Regions from separate parts of the Homo sapiens genome. Here regions 2, 3, 4, 5, 6 and 7 are each linked to region 1. Evidence: chromatin contacts called from ENCODE Hi-C or POLR2A ChIA-PET data. All regions are on one chromosome and are shown on one strand. Each heading gives the region's core, a stretch centred on a gene start or an enhancer-like site at or near the end of the contact. The rest is flanking DNA. Distances are from core to core; before and after follow the strand shown.

Region 1 (3,380 bases), core at 348-2,847:
TTGCCAGGCACTGCCCTCCTGAGGTCGCACAGACCAGAGGGAGAGACCTATGTCATACTGATGGCCGGTGTGGCCCTGAGTCCAACGTGGCTGGCACAGACTCTCCACCAGCACAGGTCCCCACTCCTCCTGGTCACCTGACCCCTGACCCCCACCCCACTCTCCAAGTACACCACCTTCTTTGAGCTCCTGGACCCACCACCTCCTGCTGCCACAGGGCCTGGAACACCCACCTGTCTCTTCTGGCCACCCTGCTTACCTAGTTAACCCGCTCGCCCGTCACACAGTGCCAGCTCCAAGCTCTGCGAGGACTGGAACTCTACTTGTCTGACTCCCACAGAAGTCACCAAATTCACCTTGGTGTGACTCAGATAGGGTCACCCTCTGCCTAAAGCACTTCGGGGGCCTCCCAGGAGGCTGACAATGGCCTAAGGGCCCGGGACTCTGCATCCTTCCCTCCCTCCCCAGGGTCTCAGCTGGAGACTCTGGCCCAGCACCCAGTCTAAAGCAGAGCCCCTGAAAAGCTAGCCAGCTGCTAGCACTGTGTTTGTGCTTTCCATGACAGGCTCTGGAGCCCCGGGATGTCCTCCTTAAGGACGAGCCTCACTGCAGGGGTCTCTGCCCAGGGGACCCCAGCAGGCACGGAGGGGCCTCTGCCCAGCTCAGGCTGACCCTGAGAGCTCACTGCAGACCCCAGCAGGCATGGAGGGGCCTCTACTCTGCCCAGCAGACCCCAGCAGACATGGAGGGGCCTCTGCCCAGCTCAGGCTGACTCTCAGAGAGCGGTGTGCGGGTTCGTGCCCCCATCGGGCGGCACAGGGAGGGCGGTTGGGCTCACCAGCGCCTGCATGTCGTACATGGTGCTCAGATGGTCCCAGATGACCTTGGATGGGACCTGCCGCCCGATGTTCTGGCTGAACTTGTCCCGAATACAAATCATGTGGAAGTGTCGGTTCACACCTGAGGGGAGGAGGGGCGGCGGGATAACCGGTGAGCGGTGAGGAGAAAGGGGATGGAGGGGACGGGCTGCCCTGGGGACTGGAGGGGCAAGGGTGGCTGCGGAGAGATGGGGAGGGCCAGGGTGTGGAGGGGCTGTGGGGGGGCAGGGCTGGGTGGTGTGTGTGGGAGGGGGTGGGCTGTCCCGGGGCGGGGGTGGGGGTGGGGCACTGCGGGCTGGGACCTCGCGGTCTCACGGGGGTAGGGGTCGTGGGCGGGGTCCGGGGCGGGGTCCGAAGGGCGCGTGGGAGGGGGCGGGGGTCCCGGGACGGGTGTGGCGGCGGTGTCACGGCCCGGGCTCGGCGGGGAGCGTGGGGGCGAGGGTGTCGCGAGCGCAGGCCCCGCCCCGCCCCGCCGGTTGCCCGCCCCGCCCCCACGCGCGTCCGCAGCCTGGGCGCTCACCGACGGGCTTGTGGCCCAGCATGGCGTGGAAGAGGCACACCTCCACCTCGGGGCTCCACACCACTGTCTCCTCCGCCGGGCTGGTGGCCGCCTCCCCCGGGCCCTTGTCGCCTGCGGCGCCCCCGCCGCCCACCTCGGCCTCTCCCATGGCCGCGGCCCGGCCGAGCAAGGAGCCCCCGGCGGGAGCAGGCGCGGCCACGAGCTCCGCGCAGGCGCACTCGGGGGCGGGCGCGCGCTCCGCCGGGTACGCGCTCGGGCTCACGCGCCGGCGTCGGCGCAGGCGCAGCCGAGGTCTCGGGTCCCTTCCCGCCGGGGACTCCGCCCTGCTCCGCCCCGCGCGGGGGTTCTTAAAACGTGTTCCTCTTTAAAGCACAGTAAGAAATACACTGCACCCAAACAAAAAAGTCTGTGCTTCAAAGGAAACCATCAGAAAAGTGAAAAGACGACCCACAGATGAGAGAAAATATTTGCAAATCCTATATCTGATAATGAACTTCCTTGTAGAAGGTATAAATAATTCTTATAACTCGATAATAAAAAGACAATCTAACTATAAAACGGCTAAGGATTTGGATACACATTTTTCCAAAGAAGATGTACAGATGGGCCGGGCGCGGTGGCTCACGCCTGTAATCCCAGCACTTTGGGGGGCCGAGGCGGGCGGATCACCTGAGGTCAGGAGTTCGAGACAAGCCTGGCCAACATCGTATAACCCCGTCTCTACTAAAAATACAAAAAAAGTAGCCGGGCGTAGTGGCGGGCGCCTGTAATCCCAGTTACTCGGGAGGCTGAGGCAGGAGAATCGCTTGAACCCGGGAGGCAGTGAGCCGAGATCGCGCCATTGCAATCCAGCCTGGGCAACAAGAGCGAAACTCCGACTCGAAAAAAAAAAAAAGATGTACAGATATGGCTAATGAGCACCATCGGTCACGCGAAACTAGAATCAGCCCGCGTGGGGACCCCCTGCCCCGCCGAGACCGCCACAACCACGCGGCCGGGGTGACGAGTGCTGCGAGGGTCAGGGCTCGGGACCCTCGTGCGGTCGTGCTGTGCGGTCAGATGGGCCGCTGCTGCGAAAGACAGTCTGGCCGTTCCTTCAACGATGGAACCGTCTCCCTAGGAAGCAGCAGCTCCGTGGCGGGCGCCCGCGGCAGTGGAACAAGACACAGGTTCAGGCTGGGACCCGCAGCCGCGAGGCAAGCGCCGCCCCCAACCCGGGGCTGAACCTGCGAGGGGCGCCCGGAGCGCGGGCACCCGCACGGCGCAGCCGCGTTCAGCCTAAAAGCAGCGAGCGCGGACTGCGGCAGCGTGGGTGCGGGCTGAGACGAAAGTCAGAGAATTCAGACACGAAAATACACAGCATGGGAATCCATTCACAGGAAGAGCCAGAACTGGCAACTCCATAGGAATAGAAAGTAGATGCACGGTTGCCGGGGACGGGGGAGGGGGAGGGAAACGCGAGTCACTGCGGATGGGGACCGGCTTCTTTTTTGTTTGTTTTTGAGGCAGAGTCTCGCTCTGTTGCCCGGGCTGGGGTGCAATGGCACGATCTCGCCTCACTGCAACCTCTGCCTCTTGGGTTCAAGCGATTCTACTGCCTCAGACTCCCGGGTAGCTGGGACTACAGGCGCTCACCACGGCCGGCTAATTTTTGTATTTTTAGTAGAGACGCGGTTTCACTATGTTGGCCAGGCTGGTCTCGAACTCTTGACCTCAGGTGATCCTTCCTCCTCGGCCTCTCAAAGTGCTGGGATTACAGGCTTGAGCCACCGCGCCCGGCCGGGCCCAGCTTCATTTTAAGGAGGTGAAATGCTCTGGAATTAGATAGTGGCCACGGTTGCTCGCAACAAAACCCCACCGAATCGTGCGCTTTAAGCGGGTGAACTTAACGGTCTCAATAAAGATGTTAAGGAAAAAACAAAACCAGAAACCCCACAATTACTGCAGGCATAGGGCTCGCTGCCCGGGTCTGGGTGCGGGAC
Region 2 (3,380 bases), core at 825-3,324, 940 kb before region 1:
GCCCTGAGCGGGAGGGTCTGGTAGGCCAGGTCACCCGCCAGGGCCAGAATCGCTCCCTGGCCCTTGGGGTCCAGCGGGTCTGTGGTGGGTCCTGGGTCCCTCCTTTTAGGCTTGCAGACCCTGGAGTACAGGACGTCCACCTGGAGACAGGAAGCCAACCCGAGGAGGGGTCAGCACCATCCAACCTGCTGAGGATCTGCCGGCCCCACCCACAGCGCCCTACCCTGGCCCACGTTACCTGAGCGGCCGGGGTCACCTCAGTCTTCCCCTGCTGTGGCTCTTGGGGACTGCGATGGGTCCCTTTGCGCTTCTGGACGCGGGCATACTCGGCCACCACAGGGCTGGCCGCCAGGCTGACCCCGGGAAGGGCCGCCAGCCCCACGTTGGAATAGGTGGCCTCGAGGCCAGCGCACCCTGCGGTGGCTGCAGCTGCCGGCAGAGCCCGGGGCAGCTCCTGGTGTGGGAAGGCAGAGGGGGCTGCCTGCGGTCCGGTGATGTCCCTGGACACCTCCAGCCAGTGTGGGCGCAGGAGATCCATGCTGGCAGGCCGCAGGGCTGGGGGTGGGGTCAGGGCAGAGTTCACTCCGGGCAGGGGGCAGGAGCGGGTCTGGCCCAGGGGTTGGCACGCGCTGCACAGTAAGCCCCGCCCGGCCGCCCCCGCCCCGCCCTCTGCTCACCCCTGCTGCTGCGCGGGCCCCGGTGCAGCTCGTGCAGTCTGGTGTCCGACTTGCTGAGGGAGCAGAGGTGGGTCCGCCTCAGTAGGGACTGGGGGCGAGGAAGGCTGGTCGGTGCCCTGCGGACCCCACCCTGGTCCCCGGGACAGCCTGGCACTCACCGCTTCCGCCGCCGTCGCACTGCCCTGCAGCCTCGCCCGCTGCCTCCGCGCCCTCTTCCTGGGGGCTACAGCGTCCTCGGGCCTTGGGGGTAGAGGTGGGGGGCGGGGGGCGGGGTCGTCAGCCTCGGGTCCAAGGCCCGGTGCAGGCGCGCGTGCCGAGCTGGGTGCGCGGACCTGCCTCCAGCCCCTTCCCGCGCTGGGCTGTGAATGGCAGCCGCAGCGAGGCCCCAGACAGAACGCGGCTGAGGGACCTACCTGCGGCAGGCTGTGCACAGCGCCCACAGCGAGAGGAGCAGGGCGCAGCACCCTAGAACCCAGAGGGCAGGAGGGGCCCAGGACACTGGCAGCCCCATCCTGTGAAGCCGAGGCCCTGGGGACAGAAGAAAGGGGCGCTGGGGGCTGGCCAAGGGGACCTGGCGCCACCTGGCAGCCCCAAATCTGCACCTCCCGCGGCTGCGGGGCTCCTGCGTCTCCCGTTCCAGCTCTGACTCAGCACAGGAAGCCCCAAGGCCTGGCAGTCCCTCCCTCCCAGAGGTGCCCACCTTCTGGCGGGGGCTCCCGGTGAGGTGAACTAGGGCTGCTCTGCCTGGCCCCTCCGTGTCCCTGCGGGTGACCACGGTAACACCCAGCACGGCCGTGAGGAGGGGCAAGACAGCTGTGGCCACCATAGCCCAGATAGTAACCAGCATCGGGGGAGCCCCTGGGTGTGCGCCACAGGCCACAGACTCCACCTGCAGCCACCCTCTGCCCAGACATGGTCTCCTGTGTCAGGTAGTGCCCCCAAGCCGCTCGCTGCGGAGCCCAGAACTGGGAAGAGCTGGAGGCTGGTCAGCAGGAGGGACCCTGCACCCGGAGGAGCTGGAGGCTGGGTCAGCAGGCAGCAGCAGCTGCTGGGGGTGCTGATGCCCCCACCCCACTTCTCTCTGGCTCTTCTTGTCTGCCAGTGTCTCTGCCAGAGAGGATCTGTCCCCTTCTTGGGGATCTTAGCAGAACTTCTCGGGGTGGGGGATGCCTTACAAACAGCACAGTCCAGCAGCAGAGACAGAAGCTGGGGGGTGAGGGGTGGTCTCTGGAGTTTGGGGCCAGTCTGCTCAGACCCAGGGAGTGGGCTTCAGCCTGGCTGACTGACCCAGCTGCAGCCACATCCCAAGGCCTCCCAGACCCCAGCTGCCCCCCAGGAGGGCACTTACCAAGCCCACGGCCAGGGGTCCTCAGCTCTGTCTGGGGCAGGCCAGGAAGGTCTTTGTGCAGCCCTCGGCTGAGCTCCCCACCTCATCACTTCCTGCTCCTGTCGCCAAGCGCCTCCCCTGAGCCTCCCACCCTGGGCAGCAGCCACCACCGCAGCCTCACCCACCTGCTGCGCCCCGCCCGAAGCCTAGATGAAACGTGTGCGCCTCTAGCCCGCACTGTTCTGACAGCCTAACTCACAACCCCTCCACACACGAAGACGTGAGCAGAGCTGGCACAGAACCCCCAAACCCACAGGGCCAGGTCCGCCTGCCTCACCAAGAGTGCCCCACGTGGTGGGCCACAGTCCTCTCCCGCCCGTCTCGCCCGCTGGAGCAGCACTGAGCTCCACCCATCTGTGGGTGTCAGGCAGCCTGGCGGGCACCCTGGCCTCCGATCTGCCTTGGTCAGAGAAGGGTAAGAAGGGAGAATGCCGGCCTCCTAGGCCCCTCCAGCCCAGCCCGTCTCTCACCACAGCCCTGCACAGACCCTTCTCTCCCCAGAGACCCTGCAGCCAGCTGATCTCCACTGAATGACACTGTGATGAAATCACTTTAATGTCCTTGCCAAGGAAATGCCCAAGACACTGGCAGGTGGGCAAGTAAGTGTCCAGATGGGACCCCGCAGCTCTGTCTCCACTCAGCAGTGTCTGCACGCCCCAGGCCAGCAGGCCGGCCCCTCCTCGGGCAACACTGGTCTTCCTGAGGGCAGCCCGTGCTGGGGTCCCACGCTTCGTCCATAGTGCTTGTGGGGTCTCTAGAACTCAGTCATCTTCTTGTGGGTGTCTGCCTTCCTCTGCTCCTGCTGCAGGCCGGCTTCCTGAGCCCGGAGCTGCCCCAGCTGGCGCTGGGCTCCTGCCAGCTTCTCCTGCAGCTGGGCTGACGCCACGCTATGCCTGCGGAGGGGCTCACTAGTCAGCGTGGGGTCCTGGGCCATGCCACCAACCCCAGTCTGCCGTACCCACTGCCTGTGTGCCCGCTGCCCGTCCTCCAACATGCAGACCCCTCCTGGACTCAGCCCGCTATGCTTGGGTCAGGTGACCTCCAGCATGTATCCCGGGGGCAGGGCCACCCTGGGTCGCCCTTTGCCCTGAGCTGGGCCCCACACGTACCGGCCAGCGTTGCGGGCGAGAGCCTCCTGGATGCTCCTGATGTCCCGCTGGGTTCGCTCGATCTTCTCCTCAGTCTGGAAGAGCCGCAGGCTCAGGGCCCGCTTGGCACTCTTGCTGGCATGGTACATGTCCTTGCTCCTCCTCCCCGCTGGGGCCGCCCCGGCTTCTAGGGCCCCAGGAGCCTGACCTTGCAGCTTTTCATTGAGG
Region 3 (3,380 bases), core at 392-2,891, 830 kb before region 1:
AGGCATGATGTAGCCACCCTCCCATCCCCAGGCCCCCCTCAGCACTCCTCTTCGACTTTATTGACATTTATTTCCAAAACGTGACGATAGGCAAACTCAGATAAATGACACACATAGACCGCGTGAACCCTCTCATATTTACCAGATAATAAAATAGTAGCACTGACAAAGGCTCAATTTTTTTTTTTATTCTTCCCCAGAGACAGGCTCTGTTGCCCAGGCTGGTCTTGAACTCCTGGCCACAGGTGATCCTCCCACCTTTGTCTCCCAAAGTGTTGAGGTAAAAGGCATGAGCCACCGCACTCGGCCAATCTAATTTTTAAAAACACCTTTTCCTCACTGGCTGGAGCACGTTCTACTTTACTGGGAACTGAATGAATGTGCAACTCTAATTACAGCCCCTCCGAAGTGCAGTGGCTTGGGAACCTCCCGTTCCGGGAGGCGGCCTGCAGAGCCCTCCTCCTACAAGTGTGAGCACAGGGTCAGGGTTCCATCCAAGCGAGCACCTGCTTCCTATTTTCCGACTAATTTCGGTCCCCTGATACGGAATCCGGGATCCTGCAGACAGGCAGCGGGTGACAGCAAGCACAAGGGTGTTCGATGACACCTGGAGAGGTCAGGAGAGCCAGTCCTGCGGTGCAGAGGAAGAAACCCAGCACAGAGGCCAACAGAGCCAGCCCCAGCCTCTGCCAATAAAACATATAAATGAGCCCTGGGGGCTGGAGGAGGGCCACAGGATCCAAGCTGGCTGCCGGATCCGAGTGGGATCGGGGTGCCGACTGTGGGACATGGGTGGGATGGGGTGCCGGCTGCGGGACTCGGGTGGGATCGGGGTGCGGGCTATAGGACTGGGGCGGGATCGGGGTGTCATCTATGGGATCGAGGTGCTGGCTATGGGACTGGGGTGGGATCGGGGTGCTGGCTATGGGACTGGGGTGGGATCGGGGTATCAGCTATGCTATGCGATCGGGGTGAGTGCCGGCTGTGGGATCGGGGTGCCGGCTGCGGGACTGGGGTGGGATCGGGGTGCCGGCTGTGGGACAGCGGTGGGATCGGGGTGGGTGCCAGCTGTTGGGCTGGGGTGGGATCGGGGTGCCAGCTGCGGGACTGGGGTGGGATCGGGGTGCCGGCCGTGGGACAGCGGTGGGACCGGGGTGTTAGCTATGGGATTGGGGTGGGTGCCGGCTGTTGGGCAGGGGTGGGATCGGGGTGTCGGCTGTGGGACTGCGATAGGATCGGGGTGCTGGTTGTGGGACTGGGGTGACAGCTTGAGGGGTGACCGAGCCCTCCCGGCCGCTCCCGGATGCCCCTCGCCCTCCACGCTGGGAGCGCCGTGGCTGGCTGAGCCTCTGGCATGTTCCGCGTGAGTCCGCGCACCCTACAGCGTCCTCCTCCACAGCCTCGTGTTCAGGCGTCCGCCCCGCAGGGGAGTCCCCTCGCGCCCATTCACACACAGCAGCGTCCGGGCGAGGAGCGCCCGTACCTGGAGGCCTGAAGGTACCGCCCTGCCGCGCGTGGGCACTGCTCCCTGGCGCCGTCCGTCCACTGACCATCGTCCCTCGGCCCGGCCGCCCGCGCGGGGCAGGCAACGCCCGACCGGGGGCCTCGGGGACCAGGAGGAACCTGCGGCGTTAGGAGCTGACAGTGTCGGTCCGCGCACGCGCCCCGGGGCCCGTCGGGCCTTATTTCACGGCCCCGCCTTCCTCCTCCGCGAGCGCCAAATAAGTGTCCGGCCCTCCCAGCCCCGTGCGTGCGCGGCCCCGCCGCCTGCGTCACTAGGAAGCGCGCGCCCGCGCCGCCGCCGCCGCCGAATCCCCAACAAGGAGCGAAGCCCGCGGCCGCCGCCGCCGCCCGCCGCCGCCGCAGCTCCCGACGCCGCCGCCCCCGCCGGGTGCCTAAGCAGGCCCGGCGCGGCCCCAGGTAAGCGGCGCCGGCGAGCCCGCGGCCCCCCCGCGGCGAGGCCTCTCGCTCCGCTCACGCGCCGCCGTCCAGTCAGGGGTCCCTGCGGAGCGTCAGGACGTTACGGCGGGGGGAGGGGAGGGCCGGGGGAGGGGCGGCCGCGCGGGCGGCGGCGTCAGGCGCAACGGCGGCGTCAGGCGGGCGGCGCGGGCGGTGGCGGGCGCGGGCGGCGGCGCTTCCTGCCTCCATCTTGGCGCCGCGGGCGGGCGCGGGCTCGGCCTCCAGCGGCCTCCTCGGTGGACCCATCCCGGGGGGACCACGCCGCAGGGGTGCGACCCGCAGGGACCACCCCGCAGGCACCCGACCCGCAGGGACGCGACCCACAGGGACCACCCCGCAGGCACCCGACCCGCAGGGGCCACCACGCGACCCGCAGGGGCCACCCCACAGGGACGCGACCCACAGGGACCACCCCACAGGGACGCGACCCACAAGGACCACCCCGCAGGCACCCGACCCGCAGGGACGCGATCCCCAGGGGCCACCCCGCAGGCACCCGACCCGCAGGGACGCGATCCCCAGGGGCCACCCCGCAGGCACCCGACCCGCAGGGACGCGATTCCCAGGGGCCACCCCGCAGGCACCCGACCCGCAGGGACGCGACCCATAGGGACCACCCCGCAGGCACCCGACCCGCAGGGGCCACCCGGCAGGCACCCAACTCGCAGGGACGCGACCCGCAGGGATCACCCCACTGGGACCCACTCTCAGGGACCTGACCTGCAGGGACCACCCCACAGGGGCCCGCGTCACTGTAGGCTCACAGGCGGGACCTGGATCTGTGTAGACCCATGGTGGTGTGGACCCTGTTGGTCGGAGCTGATTTGTTGTGGGCCCGTCGTCAGTCATGGCATGTTATCTATTTGGTTACTGTGTAATTCATGCGTGACTGAAAAGTCGTGACTGACTTTTCTGTTGAACCAGAATTCTCTTTCTTTGCTAACACTTCAAATACAACAGTTTCAATTACATCAGTGTTGACCGTGCCGGTCAAGAATACTAGTTTAAAAATATTTTCTTGGGCCAGGTGTGATGGCTCACACCTGTAATCCCACCACTTTGGGAGCCCGACGTGGGCGGATCATGAGGTCAGGAGTTTGAGAGCAGCCTGGCTAACACGGTGAAACCCTGTCTCTACTAAAAATACAAAAGTTAGCCGGGCGTGGTGGTGTGCACTTGTAATCCCAGCTAGTTGGGAGGCTGAGGCAGGAGAATTGCTTGAACCCAGAAGGCAGAGGTTGCAGTGAGTGGAGATGGTGCCATTGCACTCCAGCCTGGGTGACGGAGCAAGATTGCGTCTCAAAAAAAAAAAAGTAAAATAAAATATTTTCTCATATCTGATTTACCTAATAATTTGGAAACTCACTTCACACTAGTGGGGAACCCAAGCCTTGGGATCAAAGCTGGGTGGGTCTTGGCTT
Region 4 (3,380 bases), core at 638-3,137, 720 kb before region 1:
GAAGACCCCTCCACGGTGCCTGCAGCCCCTACCCCTCAGCCTGTCTTGGGGCAACACCCCTATGGGAGGCCCTTGGGAGACACCTACCAGCAGGAACCAGGTCCCTCCAGAGTGAGGGCTTCCCAGCTCACAGCCAGAGGCTACTCCCCGCCCCGCAGGCCCTCGGGTAAGGGGCCTGAATCCCTCAGAGGACCAGCCCTCCCTGCTCCCTTTCCCCCCGCTAAAGGTGGCACGGGGGCCCACCTCAGTGGCTGCCCTGGGTCCTGCTTGTCCAGCTCCAGGACTGCCTGCTGTCCAAGGCTCTCCAGAAGCAGCAGTGAACCCCACCCTTATCAGCCCCAGCAACAGCCTCACAGCGTGAGGAGGCCCAGAAAGGCCTGGGAGCAGGGCCAGCCCCCACAAGGCAGTGAGGTCGGGAGGGATTCAGCCATTTCTCACACTCAAATGGAACCTCGGGCCACACAGCTCAGGCACACACCATCGGGGCTACTGGCTGCTTGGAGTTTATTTTCCGCTTGGTGCCAGGTGCACAGTTCCAGGTGTCAGGAAAGCTAGCGAGTGCTGGGGCCGGGCGGTAGAGAGCGGGGCTCTCACTGGTTTTTGGTGTCTGCTGTGTTGATGCGAAGGTCTGCTTGCTGCAGCCGCCTAGTTTACAGGGTGGGGGGTGGGAGGTGGGGAGGGGGGCGAGGGATGCGGAGTGGGGAGAGGGGCGGGGAGGGGCTCTGGTGGACTAGCGCCTCCGCAGGCCTGGGGCTGGTGGTAACCGCTCAGGTCAGGACGGGGGCCCAGCGCTGGCTGTGCTGGACTGACCGCCGGGCTGCTTCCTCGGGGCGTCCCGAGCCAGGCCACAGGCGGTCATGCTGCTGGAGGCCTGGGGAGGTTCCGAGTGCTCTGCGGACTCCAACACCGTGGCCATGAACGGGAGGGTGGACTTCCCGAAAAAGAAGCTGGCCCACCAATGACCCGGGTCAGCCTTGGGGAGACCTGAGAGAAGCGAAGTGGGGTCTTGATGCTGCCAGCTCCTGGAGGAGCGGGGGGAGAAAGGGGCGATCCTGCACTCACCTGGGGGGTGGGGAATGGCTTCCCCGGGGCACTCGGTACTGCTGCAGGAGCTGTTGCTGGAAGTGGAACCCAGGCGGCCTGGAGAGGAGAGGTCCCGTCAGCAACGCGGGGCGCGGAGCCCCCCAGCCCACCGGCCTTCAGGCCGAGCGCTGGTTCCGCAGCCTGCACGGGGCCGGCACTGGCGCCAGCAGAGCATCCGCGTGGATGGGGGGCAGGGGCTACTCACGCCGGTAGTAGTCGTGGGTGGCCACGAGCGAGCCGCTGGAGGGGATGGCCGCCATGCTTTAGCTTGCTGGCTGGTGGGATCTGCGCATGGGGGTGGAGGAGCCCCTCGGGTCAGCGGCCTTCCGTCATGAAGGGCGCTCCCCAGCGGGTGGAGCCGCCGCGCTGGGTTATTTACCGAGGCGGGGCTCCCCAGCTCCCGGCACCGCCTTCGCCGCGCGGGGCGCGGGCGGCTCCAACCAGCCCAAACCGGCCGAGCGGGTGGAACAAAGGCGCTTTGTGCGCGGGGCCCCGGCCCAGACGTCGGGAACCTGGTGGGCGCCGTCCCAACCCGCCCGACCCGAGAGGAGCCCGCCGGGGACCCCGAGCCCAGCGCTCGCCAGGCGGAGAGGAGAGGAGCCCCCGGCCCAGCCCCGCCCCTCGCCCCCCGCCCCTCGGGCCTGCTCGTCCCACCCGCGCGCGGCGCCCCTCACCTGGGCGGCGACCCCTCGCGGGCCTCGGCGCACGATCACGGGTGGCGGGGACGGGGGCGCTAGGCCACGGAGCCCATTTGCAGAGAAGACCGCGGGAAGCCGCGCCACGACAGAGAGGCGCGCGCGGGGTGCGCACGCGCGGACGCGCCCACTTATATGCGCGGGGGCCGCGGCGCGTCACGGAGGGCGGGGCGCACAGGCTCCTCCCCGGGCCCCACCCGGCCCCGCCCCTTTCCTGGCCCCGGCGAGGCCGCGCCCCCAGCTTCCACCTCGGTGCGACTCTCGCCGTCTGGCTTGGGCTGAGCCCAGCCCTGCGGCGTTCGTCTTGGGGCGGCCCGGCCGGTCCTGGGTCTGCAGGGGTTAAAAGGCCCCGCGCCCGGGTCCGGGAGCCCAGCCCCCGCCCCTCTCCCGGGCCCAGGCCCCCGTCTCGGACGCGTCTCGGAGCCCCGCCTGGTCCAGCCCGCCCGTCCTCTTCAGCCCTTGTGGAGGCGACGGGGGCGCCGGGCGGGCCAAAAAGTGCTACGTGCGCGGAGCCCTCCGGCCCGGCCTCCAGGGACTTCGCAGCCAGAGGAACCTGGATCTCTCCCGAGTCCCCCTCACAGCTCTGGCAGCTCCGGAACCTGCACCCCGGTTGCCCAGCCCCAGGACGCGCCTGCTGCCCGCAGGGGGCGGTGAAAGGGTGGGCGGATGGCGGGGCAGTGGGAGGCGGGGCCCAGTCGGAGAGCGGGGCGGATTTGGGCGGGTGAGGTGAGTCTCCAGTCGCCGGAGGCAGAGGCTGGGCCCCACTGCTCGGAGACCCCATGTTTGGGGAGCCCAGAGCGTTCCCGGCAGGGCCCTGGGGCCCGGGGGACGGCCCGCCATGCCAATCAGGAGGGGGCGCGTTTTCCCTTCCCAGGCAGAAAGGCGTCCTCCCTCTCCTCCTCCCCCCAGCGCAGAATCCTCCCCACACCTCCCTCGGCCCCGCAGGGGAAATCGGCCTGCCCCTACGGAAATCCCGTTTCTTTATACACCCGGTCCTGGCTGGGCGGTGTCTTCCCCGTGGAAGAGAGGGTCCGGGAGGTCCGTGGGGCGGAACAGTCCGAGGGCTTCGGGAGTCAGCCCGGGTGGATTTGTTTCGTGGCTCTCGTTGCTGGCTGGGACGGCCGTGTGCCCGTGTTGTTCCGGAGATCGAGGCCAACGGATGCCGTACTCTGTCCTCGCCGGGTGCTCAGTGAGGACCCACAGCTGGGCAGGGACCCTGGGAGGCCCCTGAGCAAGACTTGGAGGGACGCCCTTGTGCCCCCTGAGCACGTGGGGAAGGCGCTGTCCTGGGCCCTGCACCGCTCTGTGTGTTCATTGCACGAGTGTGGTAAGCACCTACTATGTGCACATGGCCGAGCCAAGCGCAGGGAACGGTAAACCAAGGGAGAACGGCCTTCCCGTGGGGAGCAGTGCAGAGGCTGGCGGGGGCGGGTGGTGGGGAGAGCTCAGGTTTCAGCTGAGGTCTAAGGACGGAGGGCAGGGAACCGCCTGAGCCCCACCTGGGAGGGGGAGCTCGGTGCCGGAGAGCAGTGCCAGGACCTGCGATGGGAGAGGTGTGCAGCCCCGAGGGGTCACTGATGAGGCAGACGGGTCAGTTGGGTT
Region 5 (3,380 bases), core at 640-3,139, 700 kb before region 1:
CTTTGGAGCAGCCACCGACACCCTTGCCCAGAGTCAGCACACAGGTGCTTTGGGGAGGTTGCCACATTCCACTCTCAGGGGCCACTCCTGTGGGTGGCAAGGCCCCACGGCACATGTGAGCCCCTGGCACTGCTATGGGTGAGCCGGGAGCCGAGGGGGAAGGGGTGTCTGGAAAAGGTAGCCCAGAGTCCTGGTGATCCCTTGGGGGAGTGGGGTGGGCATCCCCGGGACCCCGGCCTGGGCCACTCGAGCACCTGCAGCAAGCCCACTTCCAAATCCCTGCCTAACCTTCAGGCTGCAGGGGAGGCGTTAAATATAGAGACCAGCTGGGTGGGGTGGGGCGGGCCTTGCTTTCTTGCCAGGCGGTTATTTTTATTCCTGGCTCCTGTTTGACGGCATCGGCAGCACTCGGAAGTGCCGGGGCACCTAGCAGGCCCTCCCTGCCTCCTCTCCTGCCTGTGGCCCAGGAGCCCAAGTCCCTGGACTCCTATGGGGCAGACGCAGCCACAGACCAGGGTCCTCCTGAGAGGCCCTCTCCACAGGCTGGGGAGAACTGTTTGGCCCCGACCCTGGGCCCCCACCTTTCCTTCCTCCTCACACCTGCCAGCAGGCCAGGTAGGGGTCCAGTCGCTGGGGATCCCCATGGATTTGCCCAGTCGCAGCTGCTGGGCCCGACCCGGGGCCTCCATGTCAACACCCAGTGGGAACTCAGGGCTGAGAGGACAGGTGCCAGGGCTCTGCCCCCACTCAGCACACACCTCCCGAGACCCCGCTGGCAGGAAGATCCGAGTGCGTGGGGGTGGGGGGGCAGCGTGGGAGGGAAGACCTGAATACCTGGGTGAGACGACAGGATCTTGGGGTCTGGAGAAAGCCCCTAACCTTGGTCTTCACACAACACATGGCTGCCACATCCCCTTCCTCACAACCCACGTTGGTCATTACCCGCGTGTGCCAGGACCTCAGGGACTCCCCACTTCCTACAGAGCGTGGCCCGGTCTTTGGCTTGGCATCCTGACCCCATATGAGCATCAGCTACAAGGCGCTGAGGTGCAGCGGGGTGGGGCGCTGGGCGGGGGGGCCTGGGTCTGTCTGGATCTGACTCGCCCTTGGCTGGCGCTGTTTCCCAGCAGCAGCCGGAGGTCGGCGCACCCGGAGGGGAGGGTCCCTGGAAGATGTCAGTGGGTCTGGGAGCGGGCTTCCGGCGTTCCCTGCACCGTGGGAGACCAGCCTCTCAGGGGGAGGGTGGTTCTGCGCTGGATCCTCGGGGCCTGTCATGGTGCGCCCAGGAGGGCAGGCACGTGAGGACAGGGACTGGAAACCAGCAGATTTCCACCCTGAGGCCTGCACCCCCGGGCCTCATTAGGGAGAGCCCCTCAGAGCCGGGCTTCGTTGGTTCTGGGGCGTCCCCCATGAGCAGGGCCGGGGAGGGGCCGGTAGACCCAGGCTCGTCTCCCAGGCTGCAGCCCACCTGCTCCCCTCCCCCGCCTGCCGGCTCCGGTCCTCGGCGTCTGCCCTGTCCCCGGGGACCGCTTTTCGCGGCTCAAGCGTGTTCCTGCCCTGAGCCGGCTCTCGCCCCGTCTCCCGGGCCCGCCGCGCTCTCCCCGCGCCGTCTCCGTCCCGGTCCCTCCCTCCCGCCGCCTCCCTGCCCTGCCCCCCGCCCCGCCCCCGCCCGCGGCGCGTTTCTCCCCCGCCTCCCGCGTCCGTCTTTGCAGCCCGCGCCTCCCGCATCGCCTCGCGTCCCCGTGGCGCCCGCCCGCGCGCGTCCGCGCCCCGCCCCCTCCCGCGCGGTTCCGCATTGGCGTGCTGCAGGGCGCGGTGCACTGCGCCGCCACCGTCAATAGGTGGACCCCCTCCCGGAGATAAAACCGCCGGCGCCGGCGCCGCCAGTCCCTCTGGCTGAGACCTCGGCTCCGGGTAAGGACGCTCGGCCCCCGGGCCTCCGCCCCCGCCCCCGTCTTCCGAAGAGGGACCCCCGGGGCCGGTCCTGGGGGGCAGAGGGTGGCCGGGCCCCGCACCCGCCCCCGCGCGCGCCCGGAGTCCGGCTTCCGGGGGTCCCCGCGTCGGCCGGGCTGGGCCCGGGGTGGGGGGCGGCGCGGGGCGGCGGGGCCGGGTCCTGGGCGGCGATCGCCCCGTAGCCGTGACCTTGGGGCCGCGGGGACCCTGCGGGCCGGGGGCTGATGGGGGTCGGGCTTCGGGGCGCTGGGCCAGAGGACGCTGAGGGAGGTGGTGAGATCTGGGGGCCCTGGCCTCCCCACCCCCACCCGTGTTCCCACCCCAGGGTGGCTTCTGTCCTCTTTCCCTCCCCCAGCCACCTGTCCGCGAGGAGCAGCGTGGGTTTCTCCACTGACCTCTGTGATGGGACAGGGCTGTGACCCAGGGTCCTGAGTCACAGGGAGGGGGGGAGGGAGGGTGCCCCCTATACCCCCACGGGGCCGAGGGCATCTCCACCTGGCACTTGCTGGGCTCGGCAGGGCCGGGTCCTCCTTCCTCAGGCTGGAACAGGGACCCCCACCTCCCGGCCGCTGTCTGTCCCTGTGAGAGTCCGGGAGGGGGGTGCCTAGAGCTATTCTGGGTTCCTAATCTGGGCAGCGCATCTCCGTCGGGGCTCTGGCCCAGCCTGCCGGGCAGGGATGAGGGGAAGATGGCGCCGTCCCTGCCTGAGGAGGGGAGTGGGGAGCAGTGGCCATCTCTCCCCGGTGGCAGCGGGTGGGGGTGGGGCGCCGTGTCCCTGGCCCTGCCGCCGGGGAGGGGAGTGCGCGTGCAGGACAGGGCCCTGGAGCGCTGGGCAGGTGACTCATCACCCGGCTCTGCTGGTCACGGACGTACCCAGCCTGGCGCTGCGTGGTCTCTCCAAATGGTGGCTAACCCCTTCCCAAGGAGCAGCCCGCGGGCTCCAACGCCCAGTTATTTACAGCAGATGGGGCTGTTTGGGCTCAAGTGTGGGGTGGGGGCAGTGCACAGCCTCTGCTTGCCCTGGCCAGGCCCAGCTGTGGGTGGGGGCCCTTCCCTCCCCACCAAACATGGGGGCTTGGTTTGTGGGCAGGGATGCCTGTCCAGCCTGTGCCAGGACAGTCTCTGCTGGTGTCTCCCCCTGGGGCTCCCCATCACCGGTCTCCCCACCACCACTGGCCCCACAGAATCACTGCAGCCCCCCTCGCCCTGAGCCAGAGCACCCCGGGTCCCGCCAGCCCCTCACACTCCCAGCAAAATGGGCAAGGAGAAGACCCACATCAACATCGTGGTCATCGGCCACGTGGACTCCGGAAAGTCCACCACCACGGGCCACCTCATCTACAAATGCGGAGGTATTGACAAAAGGACCATTGAGAAGTTCGAGAAGGAGGCGGCTGAGGTGAGCTCCCCAGGCTATGGTCTTGGCC
Region 6 (3,380 bases), core at 496-2,995, 670 kb after region 1:
GCCTGAGGAGGCAGTTTTCTCACAAAGGAATCTAGACGAGTGTTGCCCTTACCCTTCTATCCATAACAAACCTTGGAACAGCTGTAACAGAAAACAAAGGGAGACAGGGTCCCAGGATTATGGACCTCTGACCCCGGCTTCCGCATCTATAAGGAATTGAGTCTACTAACCCCTAACCAGCAGGCTTCCAGGAGCGCCCAAGTCTCTTTCTAGCAAGCCTCTAGGGGCAGAGGTGGGTGGGACAGCAGCCTCTAACTGGTAAGACACAACTCCTGCTAACTCCTGGGCCTACTCTGGGCCTCAGCTTCTCTAACTGGGCTCTCCTGTAATAAGTGTAGTGAGGTTCCATGGCTGCAAGTGAGTGCATAGCCCTGGCATACTCAACAAGCTCCTGAAGCCACGCAGGAGACGGGCTTCAAAAGGAGACACTCCCTGTTTGGAATGAGTGCGTTCTTCTACACATGAAGTTCCCTGTGACCTAAGCAGCGTTTCAGACGCGTCTAGACACTTCAAGAACCCCTGGGAGCCTAGCGCCAGATCCAGCACACACACGGGCTTAGGCAGACGTGGCTCCACGGGCACTTTTCTCTGAGAGGCAGGGGAAGTGCACTCCCCGTCTTCTCTGGGTGATGAAGACAAAGAAACTCTGGACCACCCGCTGCCTCAACAACCTCAGAGATTCTGACTCTAAAGAGCCCCCCTCCTGTAAGTCCTCCAGCGGCCACAGCCGGTTACGAGCACCCACAGGCGGCTGTCACCAAAAGGTAAGCCCCACAGTGGGAAGGTCAGGATAGAGCAGGAGAACCGTTTAAACCGGGGCATCTGGCTGCCAACGGATGCTTCTGCCTTGGCAGGAGGCCGCATTAGGACGCGGTATTTGTTCAGGATCAAGGCCCCAGCTGTCTAATAAGTTCCAGAAAGGCTTGCAGGATTCGCGTGTTGTGACCCCACCCCCAGCCTTCGGGAGACGCCGGGACACTGGCCCCGCCACCCGACCTCGAGGCTCCCCCGCAGGGATCCCCCCAGGCTGGCGGGGAGGAGGCCCGCTGACGGGAGCCGCCCTGCTCCTCGGAGCTGGCACCTGCAGAGGTGGGCTGGGCGGCCGAGGGGGCGGCACCGCGGGGGCCGGGCCCGCCCCTCACCAAACACCGCCGGGCGCCCGCGCACAATCCCGCCGCCCTGGGAGCCCAGGGAGACCATTGTGCGGCCGGCTACGCTGGGGGAGGGTGGCGCGCGGGAAGGGGGCGCCTCGGGGGCGTCCGGGGTGAAGGCGCGGGCAGGGGATCTCGGGCCGGGTGTGCCCTGGGTGGGTTCTGGGCGGGGTCTGGGCGCCAGGCTCCGGGGCGCCCCGGGGCGGGGAGGGCACCGCAGGCCGGGGCTGTTGGCGGACGGGGGTCAGCGGGCTCGGGCGGGCGGCGGCCGCTACCTTTGGCGAGCGCCACGGTGGAGTTGTCGGTGTCGATGGTGTAGAGAATGCCCTCGTAGCGGATCTGCGCCTTGGAGATGAGGCTGATCTTGCTGCCCAGATACGGGGTGCCTGAGGAGCCGCTCATGGCGGCGGCCGGGGTGCGTCGGGCCGCGGTGGGGAAGGAGCGCCGGGCCGCGGCCCGCTCCGCCGCCGCGCGGTGGCCTGGCCGCCCGCTCCTGCGCTCCTCCGCCCGCCGCCGCCTCCGCCTGGGCGCCTCCTCGCCACCGCCCGAGGGGCCTGCGCGGGCACCGAGCGAACCAAGAAGGGGCGCGCGACTGGGGCTCTGAGAGGAGCGCGGGGGAGGAGGGGCCGCCGCAGCCACATCCGGGGCCTCGCGCCGCCACGCACCGCCACGCACCGCCCCTTCACGCTCGCCGCCCATTGGCTCGCCGCGCCCGCCGTCCTTTAAATATGGCCGGGCCGCCAGCTGGGGGGCGGGCCCTCGCGTCGTTCCTGCGCAGCAAGGCGCCGCTGGCCGGGGGCGGGTCTCCCCGGCGATCCGCCCCACCCTCGGCCGGCTCCCGGCGGGCCCCTCGCGGAGCTGGGAGCACGAGACTGAGCGGGCGGGGGGAGGGGTGGGAAGCGGCCCGGGAGGAGCGCGCGTGCGCGTGGGCGGGCGGCTGCGGTTTGCACGCTCAGTGGGCGGGACCGGGGAGGAGCGCCAGGCCCCGCCCGCGCGCGTGCCGGCGCCGCCCCGGACCCTGGGCGCCGCGAACACGGGGGCTTTGCCCCCTTGGCCTCAGTTTCCCCTCCTACAGAAGTGGGGTCCGGACGACTCCCCTATCTTGGGCCAGATGCGCCTATAGCCCTCACCCTCATGGGGGACCGGGGAGTGGCGGAGGCCCTGGGCGCCGGGTGTTCCCGGGCAGCCCCGGGACTCCCGCCCCAGTGCCCAGGTGCCGGCGGGGGGCGGGCGCGGCGGCAGCTCCCGGGAAGGCGGCGCTTCCGGCGTGGCAGCCTCTAAATATAACATGCTGAGCACACTTTCTCTTTTAATCCTGCCCCTCCTCCCAAAGCCTGCCGCAGCTTTCCATTTCCCTTAAAATAAATTCTGACTGGCTACCGGGGGCCTCGGAGCCTCCGCTCGTACCCGGGGCTGCGGCCCGGAGGCCTTGCCCACCTCCCCGGCCGTGGAGGAAGCTCGGCCGCCCGCCGTCGCTTAGCTGCGGGCCCTCCTCGCGTATACTCCGCGTGATTAGTGACCGAGGGCGCGCGGTGTGTGCTTTTTTTGCTTCCGTCTTGACCGTGAACATCATCAGATCACGGACCAATATTGGGTCCTGGAAAAAAAAAGTAGTGGGTGGTGACTATAAAAATGCAATAGGCTGGGCGCGGTGGCTCACGCCTGTAATCCCAACACTTTGGGAGGCGGAGGCGGGCGGATCACTTGAGGTGAGGAGTTCAAGACCAGCCTGGGCAAAATGGTGAAACCCTGTCTCTACTCTAAAAATACAAAAAAACTAGCCGGGCGTGGTGACAGACACGTGTAATCCCCAGCTACTCGGGAGTCTGAGGCAGGAGAATCGCTTGAGCCTGAGACGTGAAGATTGCAGTCAGCAGAGATCTCACCACTGCATTCCAGCCTGGGCGACAGAGCTAGACCCCGTCTCAAGAAAAATAATAATAAAAATGAAATAGAATAAGCTAGAAGATATCAGATGGCGTGGTGGGTGGCTCATGCCTGTAATCTCAGCACTCTGGGAGGCCGAAGCGGGAAGATCACTGGAGGCCAGGAGTTTGAGATCAGCCTGGGCGACATATGGAGACCCCATCTCTACAAAAAAAAAAAAAACTTTAAAAAAAATTGGGCGAGTGTGGGGGCACATACTTGTAGTTCCAGCTCCTGGGGAGGTGGAGGCAGAGGCGGGAGGATCACTTGAGCCCAGGAGTTGGAGGCTGCAATGAGCTGTGA
Region 7 (3,380 bases), core at 627-3,126, 650 kb after region 1:
GCCTCTTTAGCTATTAAACGGGATGCCAGTAGCTTCTATGAAGAATTGGATGAATCAAGATTTATAAAACCCCTAGAACAGTGTCTGGGATACGGTAAGCGCCACATAAGTGTTTACTAAGTAAATTAAAATGCCACACTTGTAAATCTGTATTTCTGCTATTCTCAATCTCTCCTGTTCAGAGTTGGCCAAGGTTCTCATTTGTTAAGACCATCAAATTTCTAAAACTAGCAACAGCAAAGGTAGTCTCAAAATAGGCGATAGATTTAGGACAACTTCCACAGGAGACTGGCACGTCATCAAGGAATAACAGCCTCAGTCAAGGTCAAGGTGAACCCCCTTAGGGAGACAAGCGGCTCCTGGGAACCTAGGAATACCACTGTTTATCCCTGCAATCCCACCAGGGTGAAGACGGAGTCAGAGTTTAGGAAAAAAAACCAATGTCATTCCAACAGATGTTGTGACAACTGAAACGGGTATGGCTAATGCTGATTTTCTTCCGAATCTGTCTTCTACAGAAAAAACAGCAGAAAATACAAAGTCTCAATTTCAAAACTTAGGGCTTTGGATAACGGTGTCCCAAACCCACATAAACGCTGTCTCTTGAAAACCACAAGGCCGAACTTACGGAGCTAGAAGAAAGGTTGTGGAGCAAATCCGTCAAGTTTGTTAGGCGAGGCGGCTGGCGAGGGTGTCACGCTGAAACCCGGCGTAGCCGCGAGGATACGGAGGGGGCGGTGCGCTCCCTACGGGGCCGGGCTGCGTAACGATGCCCCGCAAATGGGGATCGGGACGCGTCCTTCCGTGCCTCCATCGTTCGCGCCTCGCTCCAGGAGCAAGAGGGGCAGCCCCGGCCACAGTCCCCGCGGTCGCAAGTGCGCCCGGAGGCCGACCCGGGCCCCTCACCACTAACCAAAATGAGCGCAGAAAACGAGTACCGCCCGCCGTCGCCACCGAAGCTGGCTGCGGAGCGCGACAAGCCCTCGCCGCGGCTCCGGCCCCGAGGGGTCCCCGTGCGCCCGGCATAGCCCAGGACAGTTCCCAGCGCGCGCCGCGGACTCGGGGGACAGCGCGCTCGGGGGCCGGCAGCCTCCAGCGTCCGCCCGGCCCCCACCGCCCAGTGCCCCGGCCCGAGGGACCCGCGCGCCCCAACAAAGTTGGCGCAGGCTCTCCGGGGACCGCCCCCCACACGGCCGGGTGCCCGCCGGCGCGCAGGCGTGGGACGCGGGGAAGGGCACGGGGCCGCCGTCGGGGCTCGCGGCCGCCCGGCTGCGCCCCGGCTTTGTTCGCGCCCCGCGCCCGCCAGCTGCCCGCGCCCCGTCCCCGCGCGCGCCCGCCCGCAGACCCGCCGCCCAGCGCCGCCGCTCCGGCCCGGCCCACCTTCTGGATGGTTTGCTGCGTAACCTCCCCTTTGCCTCTTGGCCGGGCAGACGCGAAGGCCACGGACATGGTGGCGGCGCGGGGCTCAGCCCGTGGTCATCGAGGTGGATACTCCGGCTGCGCTGGGCGGCCCGAGGCGCTCATTATCCGCAGTCGCGGAGGGGGGGAAGGGGGCGGGAGCGCGGGGGGCGCCGCGTCGTGGGCTCGTCCGCCCCGTCGCCGTCGCCGCGCCTCCGGGCCCGCGGCGCCGCCGCTCCGCCCTGCAGAACGGTCTGCGGCCCAGTGCCGAACGGTGGCCCCCGGCGACCCCCTCGCACCCAGCGCCCGGCCCTCGCCGGAGCACCGCCTCCCACCCCCGGCCACCGGTGGTTCGGCCTGACCCCGCCCCGGCGCGCGCCATCACGTCCGCCCGACGCCGCCTGACGCTGCCCGTCGCCGCCTGACGCCGCCCGTCGCCGGCAGCGCAGGACACGGCGCCGAGGGTGGGGCGCGGGCGTAGTGGCGCCGGGAGTCGCGGGTGCGCGCGGGCCGTGAGTGTGCGCTTTTGAGAGTCGCGGCGGAAGGAGCCCGGCCGCCGCCCGCCGGCATGAGCTACGACCGCGCCATCACCGTCTTCTCGCCCGACGGCCACCTCTTCCAAGTGGAGTACGCGCAGGAGGCCGTCAAGAAGGGCTCGACCGCGGTGAGGCGGCGGGGCCTGCGCGGGGCCGGGGACGCGGGCGGAAGTGGGGCTGGGGAGCCCAGAGAGGGCCGGGGCCGGGCGCGGCGCTGTGGGCGCCCGCGGGCGTGCGCGGGGCAGCGGCGCGGGCGGTCAGGGCTGTAGCTGAGCGCGGGCCCCGCTGCCGGTCTCCACGAGTGCCTGCAGAGGCGGCGTTTGGCGTGAGCCGCGAGCGCTCGTTCTCCCCACTCAGCGCCTCGCTTGGGGCCCGGCCTCGCGTGGGGCCCCGGGCACGGGGGCCGTGACGACGCCATCTTGAGCACCCCTGGCCCCGGCCGGGCGCGTGGGTCGCGCCGCCGCCCCGGCGAGCAGAGGCCGGGCGAGGGCCGCTCTGGGCCGCGGAGCGCGGGGGGTAGGCCGTGCGCTCGCTGGGGGGCTGTTCACGCAGCCGGGTGGCTGGGGAGCGAACTACTCAAACCCCCCTTATGGGGACCCCCACCCGCTCCGGGGCAACACTTATTCTCTAGGCCCAGGTGGGCTTCGAGAACAAAGCGGCTCGCTGGCCTGGCCGGTGGCGGGCGCCTCCCAGGTCTCCGCACTCTGCCGGGAGGAGCCTTCCCGGGGCCGGGCTGCAGCCGCCCGGGTCAGGACTGGTTTGGACGCGGCCGTTTCGTTTTGACGAGGGCTCGTGTACATTGACCTTAGTGACATTGTTTGAAACTTAAATTCGTACCATCAAGACGTGTCAGTTTAATTGGTCAGTCTGTGAGATCGTTATTCTTTTATCATCTGGTATTCAGAGGTTTGAGCAGGCAGAGAAAGCAGCACACACGGTTCTGTAAATTTTGATTTGTTTTCATTTTCTGAATCTTTGTTTTGAAATGAAGGCCCAGTATTCATCAGGTGATCTAACTCAGCTTAAAGAGGACTAGGAGTCGGCTGACCCCTGTACCCACCCCAATACTGCCACCCCCGCCAGCTGGCCGCCGCTGGCTTTAACGAACCCATATAGCTTCTCTGGGCCTCGAGTCAGTCGAAGGTCAAGTGAGTCAGTACCTGAGAAAGCTCCCAGAAAACCCAAACACTTCAGATCAATACTTCTCAGCCAGGGATGGTTTTGGGCCCACACGGAGCCACTGGCAGTGTGTGGAGACTTTTCCAGTGGTAAGACCTTGCAGAGGTGCTCTTGGCATTTGGAGGGTAGAGGCCAGGGACGCTGCTCAATATCCCACCCGTGCTCAGGGCGGCAGGCACAGGGAGATCCCCCTGCCCAGGTGCTCACAGTGCTGAGCTGGAGAAGCCCTGCTCTAAACCAGGAGGCGCTGTTTATCCCAATGATGGT

What was found. Hi-C counts contacts between places; a loop is a spot of excess contacts on that map. ChIA-PET counts read pairs that join two places held with the same protein, here RNA polymerase II (POLR2A). Pooled maps may share reads with other maps.
Region 2: a map of naive thymus-derived CD4-positive, alpha-beta T cell shows a loop between it and region 1 (7-fold over the local background). The contact joins the promoter of LIME1 here to the promoter of MRGBP in region 1. A Hi-C loop is called at or near these places in 1 of 168 maps with a recorded cell type or tissue (naive thymus-derived CD4-positive, alpha-beta T cell), 2 of 37 single-sample maps with no recorded cell type and 5 of 50 pooled maps.
Region 3: a map of CD8-positive, alpha-beta T cell shows a loop between it and region 1 (10-fold over the local background). The contact joins the promoter of MHENCR here to the promoter of MRGBP in region 1. A Hi-C loop is called at or near these places in 2 of 168 maps with a recorded cell type or tissue (CD8-positive, alpha-beta T cell and naive thymus-derived CD4-positive, alpha-beta T cell) and 14 of 50 pooled maps.
Region 4: a loop to region 1 is called in a map of naive thymus-derived CD4-positive, alpha-beta T cell, with 15 times the contacts of the local background. The contact joins the promoter of PPDPF here to the promoter of MRGBP in region 1. A Hi-C loop is called at or near these places in 1 of 168 maps with a recorded cell type or tissue (naive thymus-derived CD4-positive, alpha-beta T cell) and 5 of 50 pooled maps. POLR2A ChIA-PET finds 5 or more read pairs at or near these places in 3 of 52 experiments (CD4-positive, alpha-beta T cell, CD8-positive, alpha-beta memory T cell and Caco-2).
Region 5: a map of CD4-positive, alpha-beta memory T cell shows a loop between it and region 1 (14-fold over the local background). The contact joins the promoter of EEF1A2 here to the promoter of MRGBP in region 1. A Hi-C loop is called at or near these places in 1 of 168 maps with a recorded cell type or tissue (CD4-positive, alpha-beta memory T cell). POLR2A ChIA-PET finds 5 or more read pairs at or near these places in 1 of 52 experiments (AG04449).
Region 6: a map of ascending aorta shows a loop between it and region 1 (4-fold over the local background). The contact joins the promoter of LSM14B here to the promoter of MRGBP in region 1. A Hi-C loop is called at or near these places in 3 of 168 maps with a recorded cell type or tissue (CD8-positive, alpha-beta T cell, ascending aorta and naive thymus-derived CD4-positive, alpha-beta T cell), 11 of 37 single-sample maps with no recorded cell type and 23 of 50 pooled maps. POLR2A ChIA-PET finds 5 or more read pairs at or near these places in 2 of 52 experiments (CD4-positive, alpha-beta T cell and activated B cell).
Region 7: a map of B cell shows a loop between it and region 1 (22-fold over the local background). The contact joins the promoter of PSMA7 here to the promoter of MRGBP in region 1. A Hi-C loop is called at or near these places in 7 of 168 maps with a recorded cell type or tissue (B cell, CD14-positive monocyte, ascending aorta and 4 more), 13 of 37 single-sample maps with no recorded cell type and 23 of 50 pooled maps. POLR2A ChIA-PET finds 5 or more read pairs at or near these places in 2 of 52 experiments (H1 and activated CD4-positive, alpha-beta T cell).

What each region holds. Positions count from the first base shown.
Region 1 is chr20:62,794,690-62,798,069 of GRCh38, reverse strand. MRGBP (MRG domain binding protein) reads right to left here and starts at 1,597. Exons shown (of 5, transcript NM_018270.6): 1 at 1,399-1,597; 2 at 839-960. The coding sequence starts at 1,546. RefSeq lists silencers at 1,291-1,830, 3,292-3,380 and an enhancer at 2,454-3,000.
Region 2 is chr20:63,735,358-63,738,737 of GRCh38, reverse strand. It overlaps LIME1 (Lck interacting transmembrane adaptor 1), which reads right to left and starts at 2,074. Exons shown (of 6, transcript NM_017806.4): 1 at 2,026-2,074; 2 at 1,091-1,205; 3 at 836-917; 4 at 678-765; 5 at 239-555; 6 at 1-140. The coding sequence starts at 1,188. It overlaps ZGPAT (zinc finger CCCH-type and G-patch domain containing), which reads right to left. Exons shown (of 7, transcript NM_181485.3): 6 at 3,174-3,380; 7 at 2,596-2,957. The coding sequence ends at 2,819. RefSeq lists silencers at 459-518, 599-748, 819-1,038 and enhancers at 179-773, 973-1,889, 2,469-2,648.
Region 3 is chr20:63,625,496-63,628,875 of GRCh38, reverse strand. It overlaps MHENCR (melanoma highly expressed competing endogenous lncRNA for miR-425 and miR-489), which reads right to left and starts at 1,641. Exons shown (of 2, transcript NR_132417.1): 1 at 1,484-1,641; 2 at 52-686. It overlaps GMEB2 (glucocorticoid modulatory element binding protein 2), which reads left to right and starts at 1,775. Exons shown (of 10, transcript NM_012384.5): 1 at 1,775-1,920. RefSeq lists silencers at 1,334-1,783, 1,874-2,413.
Region 4 is chr20:63,519,272-63,522,651 of GRCh38, reverse strand. It overlaps PPDPF (pancreatic progenitor cell differentiation and proliferation factor), which reads right to left and starts at 1,887. Exons shown (of 4, transcript NM_024299.4): 1 at 1,758-1,887; 2 at 1,289-1,368; 3 at 1,063-1,140; 4 at 446-984. The coding sequence starts at 1,343. The coding sequence ends at 773. LOC102723814 (a long non-coding RNA gene) reads left to right here and starts at 1,979. Exons shown (of 2, transcript XR_430332.4): 1 at 1,979-3,380. RefSeq lists silencers at 1,435-1,634, 1,745-2,294, 2,355-2,604 and enhancers at 1,877-2,753, 2,754-3,380.
Region 5 is chr20:63,497,592-63,500,971 of GRCh38, reverse strand. It overlaps EEF1A2 (eukaryotic translation elongation factor 1 alpha 2), which reads left to right and starts at 1,889. Exons shown (of 8, transcript NM_001958.5): 1 at 1,889-1,914; 2 at 3,138-3,352. The coding sequence starts at 3,209. LOC124904955 (a long non-coding RNA gene) reads right to left here and starts at 2,690. Exons shown (of 2, transcript XR_007067719.1): 1 at 2,349-2,690. RefSeq lists enhancers at 1,255-1,824, 2,085-2,880.
Region 6 is chr20:62,120,840-62,124,219 of GRCh38, reverse strand. It overlaps LSM14B (LSM family member 14B), which reads right to left and starts at 1,745. Exons shown (of 9, transcript NM_144703.3): 1 at 1,427-1,745. The coding sequence starts at 1,553. It overlaps LOC105372706 (a long non-coding RNA gene), which reads left to right and starts at 536. Exons shown (of 3, transcript XR_936963.2): 1 at 536-764. RefSeq lists enhancers at 169-856, 857-1,545, 1,546-2,233 and silencers at 897-1,436, 1,597-2,686.
Region 7 is chr20:62,141,890-62,145,269 of GRCh38, reverse strand. It overlaps PSMA7 (proteasome 20S subunit alpha 7), which reads left to right and starts at 1,876. Exons shown (of 7, transcript NM_002792.4): 1 at 1,876-2,062. The coding sequence starts at 1,967. SS18L1 (SS18L1 subunit of BAF chromatin remodeling complex) reads right to left here and starts at 1,501. Exons shown (of 11, transcript NM_198935.3): 1 at 1,381-1,501. The coding sequence starts at 1,449. RefSeq lists silencers at 1,025-1,074, 1,105-1,164, 1,285-1,994, 2,035-2,674.